Regions from separate parts of the Homo sapiens genome. Here region 2 is linked to region 1. A link is a loop called in an ENCODE intact Hi-C map of the cell type or tissue named here. Cell type or tissue: GM12878. All regions are shown on one strand. Links, peaks and the distances in the headings refer to the core of each region. The heading gives the core; the rest is flanking DNA.

Region 1 (11,091 bases), core at 1,989-9,988:
GAAACCTCGTCTCTACTAAGAATACAAAAAAAGCCGAGCATGGTGAGGGGTGCCTGTAATCCCATCTACTTGGGAGGCTGAGGCAGAGAACTGCTTGAACCTGGGAGGCGGAGGTTGCAGTGAGCCGAGATCGTGCCACTGCACTCCAGCCTGAGCGACAGAGAGAGATTCTGTCTCAAAAAAAAAAAAAAAAAGCCTTAATGTGGCCATTTTCTGGGGCGCCTCCTGCTGGTTTCACTATGTCTCATTGCTCATGATGTTTTCTCCACAAAGTTCTTGAAGGCTGTTTAGAACATGGTTTGGAAGCTAGTTGAGCAAAAATGAAAAGATAACTGGGAGGGTCTATGGAAACTGAATAAAGGTGGTAGCTATGGCAGTAACTTTGCCCTCTTCAACCAAGTGTTGTTTGTCTCCACAATTGCTTTTCTAATATGGGTATTATCCCCAAAATACTTAATGGTGGGCATTGTCTCCAAAATACTTGTTTTTAAAGATGCAAGGTGCTGTAGTTGTATTGAACCTGTGAGAATCAAATCAGCCTGCTGGTGCTAACTCTGATGGAGGGCGGTGAGGGGACAGAGGTCATAATAACACAGTCGCCAATTAAGTGCTTACAAATTCTGGTTTATTATGAGGCTTTCACACACCAACAATCATGCAAATATGTTTAACACACAAGCAGTGATAAAAAGGAGCGAGTAGCTCCAGAGACCAGCCTACTGACTTATGAACTGGCAGGTCCAGTTTTCCTAAGAGAGCCAGTTCACCCAGGAGAAGGGCCTCACTGCTTTTTTTCCCCAGCAGAGCTCTGGCACCTGCAGCTGAAGGAAGGAGGCCCCAGAGTTCTCACCAGCAGAAATGCTATAGGCTTCTTACTGTGGTCAGCTTCTTTGTGGTGTTTGGAGTCTTCCAAAGAAGTATACATGGCCACTATCTTCAGCTGCCTTTTAGGAGAGAATTTTATGAGTACATAGTAGATGTATACATTTATGGGGTACGTGAGAAATTTTGATATGGGCATACACTGCGTAATAATCATATCAGAGTCAATGGAGTATCCATCACCTTAAACATTTATCCTTCCATTGTGTTATAAACAATCCAATTATATTCTTACTGTAACATGTGCAATAAATTATTGTTGACTGTAGTCACCCTGTTGGGCTGTCAAATACTAGATCTTATTCATTCTATCTAACTGTATTTTGTAAGCATTAGCAATCCTATCACTTCACTTTCTTGTCAGGCCTCAGAGGTACCTGGCCATGTTAGGTGTCATCGTATCATCTCAGGCCACCATAAGTGTTTTTATCACTCAGAGGGGTCAGCAATTTCACTGAAGCTGAGTCATTTGTCATAAGTGACTCCATTTTGAGACATTCAGGATTACAAAACATTATTATATATCATACTGATTTTACAACTCACATTACTAGATTCTTAATTTGCCTCAAAAACAGACTTCTAAAAGGCATTGATTTTGTTTTCCATACGTAGTCGTTTTTGATGATCCCCAGCCAAAGAGGGTGTGTCCCTATTTACATTGTTGATTATTACACTGATTTTTTTTTTTTTTGCCTGCTTCCTACTGGAAGGGAATAATCCCTAATTCCTACATCCAGTTGCTGGGTCCGGGGAAAAGCTACCTATACAATAGTCTCTTTAAAAGTTGGGTAACCCCGTGAAACCCCGTCTCTACTAAAAATACAAAAAATTAGCCCGGTGCAGTGGCAGGCGCCTGTAGTCCCAGCTACTAGGGAGGCTGAGGCAAGAGAATGGCGTGAAGCCGGGAGGCGGAGCTTGCAGTGAGCCGAGATAGCACCACTGCAGTCCGCCCTGGGGGAAAGAGCGAGACTCCGTCTCAAAACAAAAACAAAAACAAAAGTTCTGTAACCCACTGTGTTATAATAGAAAGTGAATTAAGAAGTCAACATCTTAGGTTCATTTATTTTTTTCTACATGTATTATTCGTACCTACTATGTACTAGGCATTGTTGTAAGATCCTGTCCTTATGGAGCTTACCTTTTAGAAGAGATTACGTTCTAAGGTGTGTTAGTTAAACAAATTATCTCCTGAAAATCCCAATGAAGGATTTTTATCAGAATTCACCTTCCTGTAAAACATAAAGTAAATTATGTCCCAGTTCCTCCAGTTGTCTTGAGTTTAACTCCTCTACTTTGATATTTTCTTACATATTTTCTCAATAGTAAAACTTGAGGTACAAAATTTTAAAAAGTAGAAGGTATATGTTTATTTTGTACAGCAACACATAGACTATTTCACCAATTTTGGTTAAAATTTCCTATGAATGCTGTGGACCATAAGAAGATTGAACAATGAAGATTGAATTTATTGACTCACTATTTTTTGATCAGGAGATCAAAATTGTTTGATACCTACTATGTGTTAGAATTGATACTGAATAAAAACAATTAAATATTATTTTAGTAGAATAAGCCAAATTTCTGGATAAACGGGAAGCCTACTGAAATAGCTTCTTCCTTCCTCTCATCTTTACTGAGGTATAATTGACAAACAGACGTTATATACGTTTAAGTTGTACAACTTGATGTATTGATATATACCTTGTGTATCACCAGAAACTAACATATTCATCACCTCATACGGTTACCATCGTTTGTGTGTGTAGAGAACATAAAATCCACCTGCTGAGTGGATTTCAGGTATACAATACGGTATTGTTAACTACAGTCACGTTGCTGTACTTTAGATTTCCAGATCTTGCAAAACTGAAACTTTGTACACCTTGACCACCGTCTCCTCATTCATCCTCCCCCAGCCCCTGACAACCACCGTTCTGCTCTGCTTCTACGAACTGAATAGCTCCTCTTGATTTCTTTTTCTTTCTCTTTTTTTTCTCTCTTTCTTTTTCTTTCTCTTTCTCTGTCCCTCTCTCTCTTTCTTTTTCATATTTAAGTGCTGAAATTACGAGATTGGTAGATTTAAGATTTCTTTTGAGCGTGGGACAAAACACAGACACTTGAATAGATGGAAAGCAGAACTCTATTACTTGCAGCTTTCAACAAAGTTGCAGGGCTAGACAGAGGTTGCACCTATGAACAGTGTAACAGCAAGCTTATCTGTGGTAAGCAGGGTGGGGTTAGCTAGGTTTCTCAGACTTACTGTGGATTGGCTAATTTGAATAATTTTGACAGGATCTGGAGCCTAGGAGCTGTTCCTTTTAGTGTGGAACCTAGGCCTGGGGCAATGAGGGCTGGTGTAGAGGAGCCCAGAATGTAAGGGTCTGATGAAGAAGGGGTTGGAGTGTGAACTTCATCAGCTGCCCAAGAAGGGGAACAGATTGGCCTCCAGTCAAGGCCTCAAAATGGGGTCAAAACAGCATTTTTAAACAGCTGTGTTAGACGATTGTATCTAATGTGTTTAATCTATCTCTGTAACATATAGTTTTCTTACATCCAAGATCTAGCAGGGGTAAATGTATTACTTGTTTCAAGCTCAGGAAACAATACCAGTTAACCATGTATGTGAGATCATAATTATCGAAGTGTGAAATTAATAGTAGAAGGATACATTGACGGTGATATTTATACCAAAAATTTTAAATATACTGCAGTAGGCCTATCTATATGTATCTATATCTATAAAATAGAGACAATACCTACTCAAAGTAATTATGTATTAAATAAGATACAGTCTTATTTATATATAAAATATAGCCTTGTATACAGTTCTTTCTATCACCTTTCACAATAAACAGATGGATCAGCTGTGGGGAATTACAAAGTTTGTGATCACTTACACCAAAATACATAAGAAAATCATAAAAGCCTGGGAAATTAAGGAATTAAACAGCAGTGTTCCCAAGCACAGTGAACTTAGCAAGTCTCATATTTTGACTAATAATGCCTTCTGTCGTCAAGTTTCAGAATAGTCTCCACGTTTTGCCCTCTTTTTTTACTTTTGTCAAAGGGAAAAAACTCTTTAACCACCCTGTAACACACATGCACACACACACAAACACACACACACACACACGCACACGCACACACAGTCTTTCAATAAACCTTTCAAAGTCCAACTCAAGTTGTGCTCTTACCATGAATTTCTTTACCACCTTCTCAATCAACTTACTCTAAATAACTTATCATATTCTTCGTATTTATTGTTCTCCTGAAGCTCCTGTAATTATCTTCCAGTTTAAACGTTCTTATAGTCCAAGGTGGAATACAAGTGTTACATTACTGTTGATAAAAAATATATAACCATGAAGCAATACAACATCTTCTTTCTGACCAGTGAATTAAGAAGATTAGAACTACATTCCAGGTAGTTTGAAAAAGTGGATAGATATCTAGACTCAGAATCAGAATTTATTTCTTGGTGTCTGCTTTTTCAATTTCTTTATTTCTGGTCTCTGTTTTGCAGTTTATTAGTTCTGAAACATAGGGAAAGCACTGAAAAAATAATCCAAGCATATGGGTTCTAATCTTTGGATTCTTTCCAAATAACTGTAATTTGAATATATATTTTCTATGAGGCATAATTTATTCTATTTAAAATTGGTGTAATTCCAAACTTCCCATTTCACACAAGAGTTATGAAGATAAATTAATCCTTGAATTCAAAAACTATTTCCTGAGTCCCTAATGTAGATTTGTTACTCGACTAAGCCTTCAGGATAGAACGAGTACAGTGTTTTACCAATCAGAAGATGCATCTTTTTCACTTTTTAACGTCACTAAAATAAAATATCATACCATCGGTGATGTCCAGTGATTACCATGAACTATATTTTCATAGCATAAAATCTTTGAAATTGTGATGCATCCTTAGTGAAATATATTTATACTTCTTCAAGTTTAGTTGAGGAAACAAAGTTCATAGAACTAAACAGAAAACGTCTATGCAGTATCGTTAGAGAAATACTATGAGATCACAGAAAAGGAGGCACACAAATTAGTTTAGATGGTCTTAAGGACTGAATTATGCCTCCCGACTTCAAATCATATGTTGACATCTTAACCCCAAGTACCTCAGAATGTGACTGAGTTTGGAGATAGAGCCTTTAAAGTGATGATTAAGATGAGGTCATTAGGATGGGCCCTAATCCAGTCTGACTGGTATCTTATAAGAGAGGGAAGTTTGGATACTCAGACACAGTGAGGAGGTGGCCACCCACAAGCTAAGCAGAGAGGTTTCAGAAGAAACCAAACCTGTCAACATCTTGATCTTAAATTTCTAGTCTCCAGAACGATGAGAAAATAAACTTTTATTGTTTAAGCCACCCAGTCTGTGGTATTTGGCTATAGTAGCTCTAGGAAATTGAAATAGGTGGTCCAAGAGAGCTTTTAGACAAATTGATGTCCAGTTCATTTCAGGATAAGTTGGAATTTACCAGCTGAAGAAATAATAGAAGGAAAGTGCTGAAAGCAGAAAAAATAACCCAGAAAAGGCAGGCTATAAAAATGATACATTCATAAGACAGTAACGTGTGTGTGTGTGTGTGTGTGTGTGTATGTGTGTGTAGAACCTGGAGTGTAGAAAGTGAGCTTACTAAAGGAAGAAATGTTGAGTGAGAAATGAAGCTGAAGAGGTATTCAAATGCCACAGGACCTGGGGCTTGAAATTCAGGCAAAGGAACTCGTACTCTATCCCATAGGCAGTAGAGGGGGTTTTAGGCATGTAGAAGGAATGTAAATAATAAGGTGGCTTTTTAAAAAATGTATGTCAAAAGTTTTTTTCTATTGTCATGAAGCAAAATATTAGAATCACCTCTAGCTTACGCTTGTTATACTTATGAGAATAAATTGTATGTGTATGTGTATGTATTTGTGGATAAGGGACCAGATACCTTACAAGGCCCAGATGTAATAAATATAGACGATAGATTAAGAGTTCAAACATCTGAGTCTTCTGGGGCCTAGTACCCTTCTGTCTTTTATTTTGACCACCTTGTTCTGTGTTGCTCACTTTGATTTAGACTTTGCTGTCTTTATAGCTGTTCTCCAAACATTCCTCTTACTGCACTTACCACATAGAGCATAATTGTTATTCCCTTATGAACTTTAAAAGTTTATTTATAATAATATAAATTTGGAAACTAAAATAACCTAAAGCTCAAGTTGCCCGTCTTAAAATATGGGTAGTTCCTTTATCAAGATGGTTCATATGAGGAAGTGGTGAAAATGATAGGGTTGACACTCAATTATTAAATATATAAAATCTAGCTTTTACTTTAAAGAAGTACATAGTAGGGAAAGTGTGAAATTTAACTTCAAGACAGATTGTATTTTTTCGGAATCTTTTACACCTCCGATTTGCCTTTACGTTATCTGAAACAAAGATCAGGCTTAAAAAACATAAATATTAAAATATTCATCCATTTTGAAGGAATAAGTAAATAAAACACATCTCTCTGAAAAATTCTGGGATTCCATTTGACCTGAACATGTATCTTATTACTAGAGAAGATGGAAAGGTGGAGGGGCTTGGAGATGGGAGAAAAAACTAAAGTGCTATGAATGATTATACAACAGTGCCCCCTGATGGGAAGAATGGGGTCTGAAATTCAGATGAGATTTCTTACCAAGTCAATTACATGACTTATTCTTCGTTTTTGCTTCCATTTAAAGAGATTTTTGTAGCGATGCATCAGTTTTACTATAGAATCTGACATACAGTATGCACTGAAAATATATGAGTAAATCGAACTGAAGCATTAAGTCTAGGCAAGGAGCTTTTAAAAACTTTAGCTGGCACAAGGGACTAGGTGTGTTAAATATGACCATAACCTTGAGTTGTCTGTAGGGTAAAATACATTGATCTTTATATGTTAAGCTTTTGGCAAGTGCTATTTCCCCTACTAATTTACCCACACTTGGTGATAAATCTATCTTCGATCTCAAAACATTATCAAATACTATAATATTATTTCAAAATTTTAACAGTATAATTAGTTCAGATTTAAATAATCTTGAGGAAGAATGATTTCAATTTTAAAGCAAAAGTGTTTTTCAAATAACCAAAAGAAAATAGTTTTGCTTTATTTTTTGTTATTAACTAGGCATATTAATGTGGTCAATAAGAACTGTAGCTTTTCCTTCTCTAAAGGGGTGTAGGAATGGAAAGCAATGAGTACTGAAAAGGTAAGAAAAATTTGTACAATCTAGGGTTTGAATTCAAACCCCAGAGTAGTTGCATGGAACAAATTTACTCATCTTAATAATTGTCATGGGTGCATGGTAAATAAAAGGAGAACTTGTTTGTTAAGAATGAGGCATTATCATAGTATTGGTAATGCATTCTATAAATAAGATTTATGTTTTGAGAAACTCAAGTAAGAAAGCAGGAATGGAATTATCCGTTTTTGAAGTGAAAGAGAAGAAATGTGGAGAGACTGTGTGTGTTAGGTCTGCATCTGGCTCCTAGGGAGATTTGAATGAATTAGAAGGAGGCTTCCTTTCCTCTTGATGTTTGTAGTCCTGACTTGGTAAGTAGACACAGGCTGGATTGCAGGCCCTAGCCACACCCTCAGCAGGCATCAGGTATAATTATCAACCTGCACCATCAGAGGTTGCAGCAACTCATTCAGTGATACATATTTGCTGGATATGCATGAAACACTCTAGTGAATTTGAACATTTTTAACTGAAGAAATATGGATATCTAGCATTCATTATAGATAATCTCCCTTGACACCCTTCTAAAAAATTCATGAACCCGTAGGAAGTAGCATCTCACTGCCTTACTGAACATGGTAAGTATGCTGTTAAATCTAACTATCTGCTTATGTTTTCTGCTCAGCTTAAATGCTCTTTATTTTATATTACTACTATTTATTTTTGCCAATTCAAACTTTACCTATTTTATTGTTTGCATCTTGAATCCCACATTTTCTAGAAACACTTTAGCTCAGAATATTATCTTTGTCTTTGGAATTCTGATTTCAAAGTAATGTGTTGTCTGGAACATTTATGTTTTCTTACTATCTAAGTCTGAATCAGCAAGGCAGGTATTCAGTGAGATAAAAGAATAATAATATCATATAACATTGTTTAAATTATTGGGATTCTAATTAGAACGACTAACAGTTTGCACCAATCAAAACTTACATAAACCATTAATTTCAATATTTTGGAATTTAACATTGAATGGTAATGTTTCTTTAAGTAGCTACGGAACTATATTTGTCCAATTCAGTTGCACCTTTTTATTCTTTTTGTATTTCCAAATTCTGAGATTCAGTATGTTACTAACACCTCCTGTCTCATAATCTATTTAGTGTGCCTTAAGGTAAGATAGGCTGCTTAAGGATGCTTTGAATTTACAGGAAAGGGATATCTCTGTGGTACCAGAATTTATTTGAGAAAAAACAACTTCAAATGTAGTTTTCAAACTGTGCAGACTGTCACCTTACTGACATCAGTAAGCAAATGTTCTTAAACTTGTATCAAGTATCTGAATAGTCACTTACTTAACTGTTCAATGAAGTTAACCACTAGGAGACAAGTTTGCCCTAAGCTTAACCCAGACAGGAGATTTCACCTTCTAGAGTTAATTTACAGCTTAAGAACAAGCCCTTCAAAATCTTTCTACTAATTGTTTTACTCAATTTAGAAAGTTCATTTAAATGAGAATTCTTTTTTATCTACCTTAAGGCAGGTTAAGTATTTTTTTCCATTACATTTACATATCATGTCTTGCCGCTATGTTTGGTGTTATACATTATTATATAGACATGTGAACAGTTTTGCATAAATATGCCCAGTAAGGTTGTAAGTACTAATTTCCCCCTGATTTCCTCCATTAAGGGTGCAACATTTTACTAACAAGAAGAAAAGTATCTTAATTTCATGATTCACAAGTGAGGAAAATCAGATTTTTCAACACTGAAAATTAGAATCTATAAAAGAGAAATAGGGGAAATGTAACTACTAAATGTTATGTGCAAGCAACAACATAAAGATTAGTCCATGTAATTATAACACAACCAATGGAATTCAGCAAGTACTTTACTACTTAAAGTAGGAGGAAGTGTAAAGACGGATGGACAGTCCAAGTCCCAGCTCAGTCTCTTGTGAATGTGGATAAGTCAGTTTAAATTCTAAGTTCACTGATTCTGTGTTCTCTCCTGCAAAAAGTCAGAATGGCAATGCTTATCATGTAGAAAGATTGGCATTTAAACAATTGTTTTGTAAATTCTAGAGTATATTCTAAATATGAGTTACATCAGATTGTACTTAACACGTAAGATTTTCTAATAAGACTGGAATGGAAAGAAGGAAACCTTGGTTCAGTAACCAATCATTTGTGCTCCTTTGTCAAATCATTTAATATTTTTGAATGACAGCTTTAAGTGGGATTGTGTGAGCTTTAAATAGAGTTGTGGTAAGAAGGAGGAAAAAACAATCTCTTGGGCTTTTTCTAGCTCTAAAACACTTTAATTCTGTCATTTATAGCTTTGTTTTTAAAAGCAAGTCAGATGGTTTAATATTTATAGATTCATACACTATATTCAAGAAAGTATTAGAGACTTGTGCAAGATTCCATGACAAGTCAGCAGCTGTGTTGAGATAAGAAATTTACGCTGGATCCTAAAATCTGTCATCCTGCCTAGCGTTCCTTCTACTGAAACTCTCTGCCTTGATAGTAATACTTCTAGTTACTATAATCTAATTGAATCTCTTCATGTAGATCATTCTAGAAAATATTGATATGTTGGGCATACTTCCAGTCAATGTTTTAGAGCCTGTGCTAATGCATCAGAATAATTAGAAACACAAGGCAAAGCTTCTGCCTTCAGAAAGCTCACAGTCTCACAGAGGACTTTACCTACTGACATGTTTATCTTAGCTTGTGTGGCTAAACTCAGCAACATGCAACATGCTTTGAATAGTTAAAATTGGACAGCTACTCTCAACATTAGCCATGAAGCACTTCAAATGAAGGGATAAGAAAAATTCATTGCTTTGCTCATTTAACAGTATGATAAGGAAGGAGGAGGAGAGAGATATATCATGTTGAAAGAACAATGAAGAATCTCAATTATATCAGGAATTTGTACATTAGATGTGTCGTTTTAAAATCCTATGCCTGATTATGCATACACAAATAACAAGTATAAATCATCCTCTTCATACACATTTTTTGTTTAATCTTTAATACAAACCCATGGGAAAGATTTATCCTACTATCACAAATGATGAATCTAATGTTCAGATATTAGGAAGCATAATTTTGCTATTTGTCTTCCTCATTAAATTGTGAATTCCTGGGAGGAAGTGTGTAATAGTAGAACCAACTTACTTATGCTGAATTCACTGTCCCATAAAAACTGTGTGTCGCCTGAACAAGTTATTAACCCTCCTGAATCTCAGTTTCTTTACCTATAAATTGCAATTACATGAAGTACATATAAAGTCGTTAAGGGCCTGATATGTATTAGCTAAGTAATGAGTGTTTCTTACACCATCATACATAGCAGAGTCCATGAATAGACTCTCTGTAACTGTGGAGGAGGGATGTCATCCAGTCATACTTTACAGGGAGACTTCTAATACAGGTGGCCTCTTAGTACGTGTAAAAAGTCAAACCTATTTAGAAGCCCATTGTAAAATCATAAATGTAAATAACTCCCTAATGATAAAGGCAAGTCATTTCAATAGCTCAGTGAAATCTTAAGAGATTCTTGACTAAATATAGATAAGTATTAAGGTCGTCCACTTCCACAGATTTTCTCTAATAATTTAATTCTTCTCATCTTATTACTTAAACCCATATAACATAGTTATTCAGAAGCAGTAAATGTTGAATAGAACTTAAACTAAAGCACAAAAATGAGAAATGTTTTTTACCCTGACTTTTGTACCCCCATCAAAACCAGTATGCAATGTGAAAAATTTCAACCCTTAAAAAGAAAAATTTACATGTTGCCATATTGGAAATGGGGGAGGGGGAAGACATATACTTCCAAAGAAGGACCTCTGAGTTGATTAAGGCCATATCACCAGAATAGTGCTTCCAGACCAGAGCATTCAGGTTCATTTAATTTCTCTTTGTAAACAAAGCAACCAATTTTCAGTTCTATTGCAAATATCTAACTGTCCTCT
Region 2 (11,091 bases), core at 2,066-10,065, 200 kb before region 1:
CTTCATTTCCAAATAAAGACAATAACAAGGTAACAGTTACACTTAACATGAAACAACGATCTTGTGATTGGGATTTTTAGAACTTTTCTTTTAAATGTTAGGGATTTTGAACTGTAGATATTTAGACATAAGGAATTTTTATATTTCAGGATTTCAACATTAGGGTTAAGGCATTTGGGATTGAGTCTTTGGGGATTATGATCCAAACCCAAAGTTCAGACCAAACACTTTACCATGACTTTGAAAAGGTAACAAAATAATTATTTCAATGAAAATAATACAGAAAAAAATGAAATGCAAGAACTCAGGTGAAGCAACAGTAGTTGGTTAAAATTAATTTTTAGAACACAATATAAAAATAAAACAAGTTAAAAAAAGAACAAAGAACAAGGTAAAATGGACAATGTGGAAAACACTGTAATTAACATGGAGTGGAGTATGGAAAAGAAAAAATATGAGAATGAAAAACCAGTGAAATAAGATTAGAAAATGTTAAACAAATAAACAGTAAGCAAAAATATTAAATATTTGCATAATTGAAGTTTCCTTTAATAAGAAAAACAAAAATACTTAAAAATATTTTAAAGTGATTAGAGGGACATAAAACATTTAAGGAAAGCATTATTTTATTTTTCCATATTTTGTATTTTTGGTACTTGTTAGTCTTTACAACTTTGCAATGTGTTGTGATGTTTTTCCCTAACCAAGCAAGCATTCAATTTGTACCCAATTCTGTACTTAAAATTGTATATTATTTTTCTAAAGAAGACACTCAGTATGATCTTCAGATACCCTAACTCCTTGGCCTGCTCCTGCATTACTGTATTTCTCTCCTTAAGATACTATAAATATTAAATGCATTCTTAATCATCCTTTTGCAATCAGTCTGTATTAAAAAACTGTAGGTTACTGAGAGTCTAATTTCATAAGGTAAACATGATTTTGTTGCTGTAGTATGAAACCACAAAGGAAATAGCAGATATTAGGAGAATGATTATGATTTCCCTCATTGATTCATACAATAACAAACACTTATTGAAGTCCTGCTATGTGATACACTTTTAGTCTAGGCAATGTACAAGAAAAGATAAGCCAAACTTTCCACAGCCCTGAACCTCATGGATCTTACACTCTGGTGGGAAGTGAGCATTAAAGGAATAATTACACAGATAATTACACAGCTTCCATACTGATATGGGTTGGCTGTGTCCCCACCCAAATTCCAACTTGAATTGTATCTCCCAGGATTCTCACATGTTGTGGGAAGGACCCAAGAGGAGGTAATTGAATCATGGGGGCCAGTCTTTCCCATGCTATTCTTGTGATAGTGAATACGTCTCATGAGATCTGATAGGTTTATCAGGTGTTTCCGCTTCTGTTTCTTCCTCATTCTCTCTTACTGCCACAGTGTAAGAAGTGCCTTTAGCCCTCTGCCATGATTATGAGTCTTCCTCAGCCATGTGGAACTGTAAGTCAAATTAAACCTCTTTTTCTTCCCACTGTTGGGCATGTCTTTATCAGCAGCATGAAAACAGACTAATACAATAAATTGATACCAGTAGAGTCGGGCGTTGCTGAAAAGATACCCGAAACTGGGGAAGCAACTTTGAAACTGGGTAACAGGCAGAGGCTGGAACAGTTTGGAAGGCTCAGAAGAAGACAGGAAAATGTGGAAGAGTTTGGAACTTCCTAGAGACTTGTTGAATGGCTTTTCCCAAAATGCTGATAGGGATATGGACAATAAGGTCCAGACTGAGGTGGTCTCAGATGGAGATGAGGAACTTGTGGGGAACTGGAGCAAAGATGACTCTTGTTTTGTTTTAGCAGAGAGACTGGCAGCATTTGCCCCTGCCATAGAGATTTGCGGAACTTTGAACTTGAGAGAGATGATTTAGGGTTTCTGGCGGAAGAACTTTTTAAGCAGCAAAGCTTTCAAGAGGTGGCTTGGGAACTGTTAAAGGCATTCAATTTTTAAAAGGGAAACAGCATAAAAGTTCAGAAAATTTGCAGCCTGACTATTCAATAGAAAATAAAAACCCATTTTCTGGGGAGAAATTCTAGTCAGCTGCAGAAATTTCCATAAGTAGCAAGGAGCCTAATGTTAATCCCCAAGACCATGAGGAAAATATCTCCAGGCCATGCCAGAGACTTCATAGCAGCGCCTCCCATCACCAGCCTGGAGGCCCAGGAGGAAAACGTGGTTTCACGGGCCAGGCCCAGCGTCCCCGTGCTGTGTGCAGCCTATGGACTTGGTGCACTGTGTCCCAACCGTTCCAGCCGTGGCTGAAAGGGGCCAATGTACAGCTCAGGCTGTGGCTTCAGGGGATGTAAGCCTTAAGCCTTCGCAGTTTCCACGTGGCATTGAGCGTTCGAGTGCACAGAACTAGAAGTCAAGAATTCAGGTTTGGGAAAGTTCGCTTAGATTTCAGAAGATGTACAGAAACACCTGGCCGCCCAGGCAAAAGTTTCCTGTAGGGGCGGGGCCCTACATTCTCCATTCTCATGGAGAATCTCTGCTAGGGCAGTGCAAAAGGGAAATATGAGGTCGGAGAACCCACACAGAGTCCCTTCTGGGGCACTGCTTAGTGGAGCTCTGAGAAGAGGGCCACTGTCCTCCAGACCCTAGAATGGCAGATCCACCGACAGCTTGCCCCGTGTGCCTGGAAAAGCCACAGACAGTCAACAGCAGCCCCTGAAACCAGCCAGAAGGGAGGCTATACCCTGCAAAGCCACAGGGGCAGAGCTTCCCAAGACCATGGCAATACACCTCTTGCATCAGCGTGACCTGGTTGTGAGACCTGGAGTCAAAGGAGATCAATTTGACTGCCCCGCTGGATTTGGGACTTGCATGGGCCCTGTAAACCCTTTGTTTTGGCCAATTTCTTCTGTTTGGAATGGCTGTATTTACCCAATACCTGTACCCCATTGTTTCTAGGAAGTAACTAACTTGCTTTTGATTTTACAGTCTCATAGGCAGAAGGGACTTGCCTTGTCTCAGATGAGACTTTGTTTTGGGTTACTGCCGAAATGAGTTAAGACTTTGGGGGACTGTTGGGAAGGTATGATTGGTTTTGAAATGTGAGGACATGAGATTTGGAGGGGCCAGGGCAGAATGATATGGGTTGGCCATGTCTCCACTCAAATCTCAACTTGAATTGTATCTCCCCAGAATACTCACATGTTGTGGGAGGGACCCAGGAGGAGATAATGGAATCATGGTGGCCAGTCTTTCCCATGTTATTCTCATGCTAGTGAATAAGCCTCAGGAGATCTGATTGGTTTATCAGTGGTTTCTGCCTTTCTTTCTTCCTCATTCTCTCTTGCTGCTGCCATGTAAGAAGTGCCTTTTGCCCTCTGCCATGATTATAAGACCTCCCAATCCATGTGGAACTGTAAGTCATATAAAAACTCTTTTTCCTCCCAGTCTCCAGTATGTCTTTATCAGCAGTGTGAAAATGGACTAGTACAGGTATTTAACCAGTATACACACCAATAAAGACAATCCAGTTGATAGATTGTTACAATCCTTAAATACCAATTGGGGCTGGGCACGGTGGCTCATGCCTGTAATCCCAGCACTTTGGGAGGCTGTGGCAGGTGGATCACTTGAGGCCAGGAGTTCGAGACCAGCCTGGCCAACATGGCAAAACCACATCTCTATCAAAAATACAAAAATTAGCCATGTATAGTGAAATGTGCCTGTAATCCCAGCTATTCAGGAGTCTGAGGCCAGAGAATCACTTGAACCCGGGAGAAGGAGGTTGCAGTGAGCCAAGATTGTGCCACTGTACTCCAGCCTTGGTGACAGAACAAGTGAGACTTTGTCTCAAAACCAAACCAACAAACAAATGACAACAACAAGAACAAAACCCAGTTGGTAAAGTGGATAAATGGCTGCCATCCTCAAGAGTGCAATCTTCCCCTTCCCCACCTTTCCTGATATCCAGCAGCTAAAACAGTAACATCAGGTAGGCACAGAAGCAGGTCTCTGGTTCCCAGATCCAGTTTAATCCATTTGTATTTTGATTGGTCAATGTAAATACCACTCAGTCTCTTGTAAATCTTGCCTCCTCACTTGGTTCTGTCATTGAATCCAAAGGAGACAAAGGGATAGTGACATCTCACTCTCTGGTCTCCTGCCTTGCCCAGGCAATGGGGGCTTCAGTAGGGAGAAGGCTGGTGCCTGTCAGCTGTCCAGCTAGCCCTCTTCCACCCATACACTTACACTCAGGGCAGAGCAGGAGGCACTCAGCCATAAAGATACCGCTGTTCACTGGTGGGGGTACAGGGAACCCAATGCCTAAAGGTTGGAACTCATTTAGTCCGAAATATGTGTGGTAGACATTGCCAGCCAGCATTCTCACTACTCCCTTTGTTGGAGGGAAACTATGGCCTCCTTGGAATATTAGCTTTTAGCGAACTGGATAGAGACTGAGATAGCCGGGGCTGTGGTGTAACTGGGGCAGCTGGGGATGTGGGAAACATTGCAGGGTCCATACTCATAGAGAAAATTCCGTGGGTTTGGTTTAGAGGAGATTAGACCTGGGGATGCTGAAGAAAAGTCCTCCTTTTTACCATCTCTATTAATTTTTACCTTTTAATGCAACAATTCTGTTAAAACCCATCAAATGTCTGCCTTCTTGATCAAATGTAACAAAATACATTTGTAAATATAATGTGTAAATATAAATGTGGCTGACTGCCACACGGCTCTACTTCACACCTTTAACCAGAAGGATTAAGTTGAGACCCATTAAATGAGATGTTGCAATAAATACTTTTTGCGACTTGGTCAATAATATAGATACTGAGTATATTAAAAATACAGTATTTTCAAGACCAAAAGCACGATAGTGTAATTACCATTAATTTGACAGGAGCTATGAATATTCAGCACCAAGCATATTATTGTTGGTGTAAAGATAAATGATCTGCTTATTGATAGTGTCATCGAATGAGCATGATTTTAATGAGATTTTCATTTAAATAGTTTTATCTGGTTTCTTATGTTAAACCGTAGGATAGAAAAGGACTTTACGTAGCTCATAACATCTGATATAAATAAAAGATCACAAAAAATGCCTTCTAAAAATCAACAAAAAATTTGGGCATAGTTAGAATAATTTGATGGACAATTTATGCTATAAGTCATCATTTAATAAATGGTAGTTTACACACACTCATACAAAAATACTGAGTGTTGGTGTATTTAGAGAATGGGGAATATACTTGAATTTTTGCTTTATATGTTAATTATATATTATTTTATATTGCTGTACAAGTTGTGACATAATTTGAATATCACCCTGTAATCACACTAATAAATGTGTAATGCCAGGTTGGGATGGGATTACCATTCTACAGGGGAAGGGTCCAGTTCTATGAGCATGTAGTAAAGTAATATTTCATATATTGGGATGGTCAGGGAGAACTTTTGTCTGGTAGTGATAAGTCAACTACAATATAAGGATGATTAGAATTAAAAGCATTCTAGATTTACCCAAGATGTGTGAAAGGTGGTATGTTGGAAAGGAGCTGGTTGTGTTCAGAGAACTGAAAGAAGGCTAGTGGACTGGAGTGGAATGAATAATAGAAAGAGCACTATGTGTTGAGGGTTGAGTCATAGTTGGAGGCCAGCCCATGTAGTATGTATGCCATAGGTCAGATGAAGAATATAGTCTGCACTAATGCTGAAGCCGTTAAAGGAATTTGATGAGCTTGGTGAAGTGATTACATTTTAATTTAGAAAATACCACTCTGTAAGTGTAAAAAACAAACTGGAGGGAGACAAGTGGCATTATTGAAAGACAAGATATTAGGAACTTTCAGTGGTTCAGGCAAAAATATGATGATAGCTAATAGTAGGCTATTACTGTAGCAATGGAATGATGGACTAATACATGGAAAATTTAGGAAGATTTGTGTTAGATGTGGAGGATGAGAGAGAGGTAGATAAACAGTAGACAGAATAGAAATATCCAAATTTACGTTTAGCTTTGCTGAGTTTGAGCTTCTTATATTGTGCCACATGAAAATTCCATTCCCTTCTTTGGTGCTATAGAAAACAAATGGAACCCTCAAAATATTGTTGCCAAAATCTACTTGGATCCCATTAGAATCACATGGGGAGCTCTATTCAGAGACTCTGATTCAATTGGTCTGGAGTAAGACCTAGGCATGAGAATGTCTTAAAAGCTCCTCAGGGGTTTCTAATGTACAGCGAGGCTGAAAACTACTGATTTAGAGAGAAGTGTGGTTGGTTTGAACTATGAGGTTTAAGAGAAATGAATAGACAGCAAAGTAGAAATATTTTACAAGTGAACAAAAATACAGCAAAATCTTTGTAAAAATGATGCTTTCTCTTTGTCTCTGGCTTTGTCTAGGTTATGTTCAGTTTTTTTTGGTAAAAAAATCTTCCAGATGCAGGAGACTTAATTGAATCCACTAAGATGCATTTAGAATTATTAACTCACTAAAATATTACTTCTTATTTGATTCCTTTTTTAGGGTATAAAAGCGAAAAAATCATGTTAATTCTGATTAGTTTTGTTTTGAATATTGATCGTTGGTGGGTTGCTAGCCTTTCAGAAATAAAAGTATCAACCACATTCTAAACTATTTAATAGGTCAGATGATATGTGGTTAGAAGGGTGTCTGTGCATGAGAGATAGGGTATACAAATGAATCATTTAATAGGTAAATATTAACTGATGAAACTGCAATGTCTTTCTTTCAACCTCAGAAGCTAAGTATTTAAAAGTAACATTTATTCTCATACTGGTGGCACTTACTAATGTCCTTGTATTTTAATGCATTGTTTGATTAGATGTAATAGACTATTGGCCTTCAAATAATAAGAAAATCTTTTTTTTATTGAAATTGGTAACTAGTTATAGTTAATTTTAAATACTAAAGTTTCCTTTAACATATATAATATTTTGGAATTATAAAGCCTGTAACAATAAAACAGGTAAAAATATGGGACCTTGTTCTGGAGATGTAAAAATGTCTAAGACATATTCTGTGCTCTAAGGAATCTTAAAAACCGACTGGTTAATAAATGAAATAAAATATTGAACTTACAGAGTAGCATGTAACATTGAAAACCTGCAGATAAACAGTACAATTTTGTGCTTCCTATTTTAAGGATATGAACCAGAAAAATACAGCAAAAGGACTTCACAATTTGCAGAAACTTGCCCTCCCTCATGCCTGGGGGAGGAAGAAAAGAACCAAGTGATGATAACACTAATAGCTACTGTGTTCTAGGCATTGGAATAAGTGAGTTTTATACATGACATCGTTAATACCCATGACAATTCTTTGGAGAAAATATTATTACTAACTCTGTTTTATGGATGAGAAAAATGCTTAGGAAGTCCTGCCCAATAGAAATACAAAAAGAGTCACAAAAAGAAGCCAGATATGTAATTTTAAATTTTCTAGTAGTCACATTAAAAAAAAAAAAAAGAAAAAGGAAACAATTAAAACGTAATAAATTGTGTTATAAAATCCAATATATGTAATCCAAAAATAGAATCATTTCAACATTTATTAAACTGGGATATTTTACATTCCTTTTTCTGTACTAAAGCTTCATATATATTTGACACTTCCAGAATATCTCAATATGGACTAAGTACATTTTAAATACTCAATAGCCATATGTGGTTAGAAGCTACCACAGCTCAGACTTAGAGATTTTAAATAAGTTGTCCAAGTTTTAGCTACTGGAAAAAGGAAGAGCTGAAATTCAAACCTGGATGGTCTAACCACAGAGCATGAGCTCTTAAATGCAATCCTGTTCTGCTTAGGAAGATTTGATCTCATATTAAGAAATCTAACTTGAGATCATCTTATTCATACAGAATTTTTTGAAAATTACAGAATACATATCCTCATTTCGCAAGCAAATAAATCGTCTTAATGAGGTTAGGTAAAATCCTAAAAGATTCACAATTAGTAACTAATACAATCAGATGTTGAACCCACACCTGTCTAGTTTCAAAGCCCATATTTTAACTACACCACAAATAAATAACTAGATTCACTGAAAAGGAATTCAAAGGTAAGTAAGACCCCTCCCCACCCAATGGAAATAATAGATGGTAATTACCAAGCAGGGTGTTCTTATAACTAAGCACCCTTCTTCGCTTCTCTTATTTTTAAAAATTGTCTATGCTTTCTCATTCTCTTTAAAAATACAACAGTAAGTACTACCAACCCCACCATCACAACCACAAAAACTTCAATTAATGGGTTATGGCCTACAGAGCTCATGTTGTCTGTGGCATTTTATTGGCAAACAGCTGTAAGAAGTATGTAATAAACATCTAAGAACCATGCCTGGTATTTAGACTATAGTGGCATGTTAGGAACACAGTACCCCGTGGACACGATGCTGCAGCAATGATACAGCTTTCTAGGGAATAGCAGAGGTAGCCTCAGGCAACAAGGAGGTGGGAGGCTACTCTAATGCTTTATCATTAATGGCCTAGAAGACTTCATGTTATGGTGTCTTGGGTTTTAAATTAAATGTCAAATACAATTTGCCATTGAAAATGTGAAGTGTGGAACTGCCCTTAGAGACTCTGAGAATTCAGTCCTCTAATTGGTGGCTGCCTAGTACTGAGTAGAAATAGTTAGAGATTATTATTTGGTAAATTCTCACACCAGTCTGCAGAAATGTGTGGACTTTTACATCTTACACTTCAAGTCTGTAGTAAAACCTTGAGACAGTATTTTAAAATATGCAGTGTTCAATGTAGTTTTAAATACAGTGGAACTGATAAACTCTTCCCTTTGGGATCATGCCATCATTTATGTCCTGATCTCTCTGACATTTAATCTATAATATCAGGAAATCTGTGAAAGAAACTGAAGCAGCACACGTTCTATTTACAGTGGTTTATTTAGTTGCCCCCTTCCCTGCTGACAAGAGTCTGTTTTAATAATAGGACGAATAAAAAGATTTCCAATCCACTTCAATGTGTTAGCATTATATCTTTCTGAACTATGTGTATATTAGCGCTAATTATGAGATGTGTTTAAGTCTAAAACTGTAGGCTTAAACACAAAGGCGTTATTTTTACTGCCGGTTTTAATTAGAAACCTAAAGAAACACGTACAATTAAATATGCTCATAAAAATAATAGATACATTCCTATAATCCTCGTCAATTTGTTGCACCATTAATATCATTCCGCATGGCAGATTTAAGAATGTATTGGAGTAAGTCAAGTGGAAAATGGCAAAGAACAAAATTACTAGCATTTAAACCACTGTAACTGTTTTAGAACAGTGAGTACTGCTCTAGGTATCTGCTGCAATCACTGTTTTATTTTGCAACCACAATTTAAAGTTAACTGTTTGCCCATTTCATGTATCTCTTGTTTCTAAGAACAATTAATCTTGTACTAAAAATACACAGCTTCAGAATAAAATTGACTTCAAACATTTATTTTGCAAACATAATTTTTAAAGGAAATATTAATATGCTTAAATTTTCCTGATACCAAGAGAAAGATTTATTTTACTTGAAGAAATATACTGTTTGGCAACTCTCCTCCTCCATGTAATATGTAAACCCAGGTGGAGTAGGGTATCACAATGCCATTTTATAGGTTAAAAAATGTCTCCATGACTTTTCCAGCCACACGATACCTACAATAAGAGAACCTCAGGAGATATGCAAGCTTTATTCATAGATAACTTGAACTTCATACCAGATTTAGTCTAAATGATCATAAATTATGAAATGATAAGTTTAAAATTAAGTTTTATCACAATGTTATAGTTCATTGCAAAGTGAAATACAATTTTATATTCCTAGTTAAGATGTAAATGTTATTTTGAGATTGTTTATGACATGATTTTTACTATTAAAAATCATTTGGTAATATTAAAAGCTTAGTCTTATAAATCTTTAAACTATTAAACTGAAACAGTAGACTTTAAATAAAGATTAGGTCTTATTATTTTCTCCACATGACCCAAATTATCGTTTTATTGTTTGTGATCTATTCCCTAAATCCTCTCTAAACATTAATAATTGTTCTTTTATACTTAAATCTTAAGCTGAAAGAGAAAACTAGTCTAAGATAAAAATATTTATGGAATCCCTATATTTCTAGCATTTTTCATTTATTTCATGTAAGTATCATAAAAATTTATGAAATAATTATTACTACCAATTATCTTTCCTTTTCACATGAGGAAGCGGAGTGTCAGAATAGTTAAAAGTATCAAACACTATCACACAGCCAGGAACATGTCCAGCTGAGATTTAAAATTCATGTCTTCTCTTCCAAATCTCATGTTCTTTCTGTAATATTGCACATACTTCCCATACTATAGTCACTTTTGCAAAAGTATTAAAAAGTTTTAAAGTGTTGTAGGAAATGAGTTCAACATAAAAATCCTTGTACCATATATGTAAATCATTTTCCTCATCTCTAGCCCCACAGTTTTAATAATAATTAAGCTACTTGATTTAGTAATTTGATCCAGTATACTCATTTTTGTCATGTATTTTAAATCTTAGGTGCTTTCTTCTTTTGTGAAAGTGTTGAATTAATTACATCCAATATATGCAAAGATGGTGAATTTGCCTGTTACAGATACTTCTTTCTCCTGTGTCATCTGAGAAAATGTGAACAAGTCCCACAAGGACTCTCTTTGTTGTGCTTTGCCCCTGCATGATGTGGCCTTTTTTGAAGGATGTTATGAAAAACAATAATATAGACAAGATACCTGTAGAGTAAGAAGCTTCTATATTGGGAAAGTCTATAGAAGTAAGCACAGCACAGATAAAGGCCTAAGAACTAATGATAACTAAATATGTGTTGTGTTCAAGTTCTGAGACAAAGAAAGAACGAAAAAGTGCATACAATGTATATTTGATATTAGGATTTTGTTATTATTTTCTTTGCTTACAATTTAAAGATAAATAAATTAAATGTGATCATTTATTGAGTACCTAACAATGCACGGCATTTTGCTGGGTGTCTTCAAGACAAATGTAGACAACATATGGCATGCACTTTCAATGTGTTCACAGGTTCAGATCAGGAGACACACTCATAATTGCTA

The links. A loop is a pair of places that touch in the nucleus more often than their neighbours do. Peaks named below come from ENCODE experiments on the same cell type or tissue, not always from the same donor. Only the 100,000 strongest peaks of a DNase experiment are listed, where the experiment ranks them.
Region 2: it touches region 1 in a loop (2.0-fold over the local background); 1 of 110 quality-filtered maps calls a loop at or near these places.

Annotation. Positions count from the first base shown.
Region 1 is chr11:99,733,145-99,744,235 of GRCh38, forward strand. All of the region lies in intron 3 of CNTN5 (contactin 5), which reads left to right. Among named protein-coding and RNA genes, the nearest start is that of CNTN5, 720 kb to the left of the region's middle. In GM12878, for the core only: a CTCF peak has its summit at 6,543 (motif pointing left); no DNase peak of the experiment used is centred there.
Region 2 is chr11:99,529,399-99,540,489 of GRCh38, forward strand. The region is part of intron 2 of CNTN5 (contactin 5); the gene reads left to right. Among named protein-coding and RNA genes, the nearest start is that of CNTN5, 510 kb to the left of the region's middle. In GM12878, for the core only: no CTCF peak of the experiment used is centred there; a DNase peak (open chromatin) is centred at 5,592.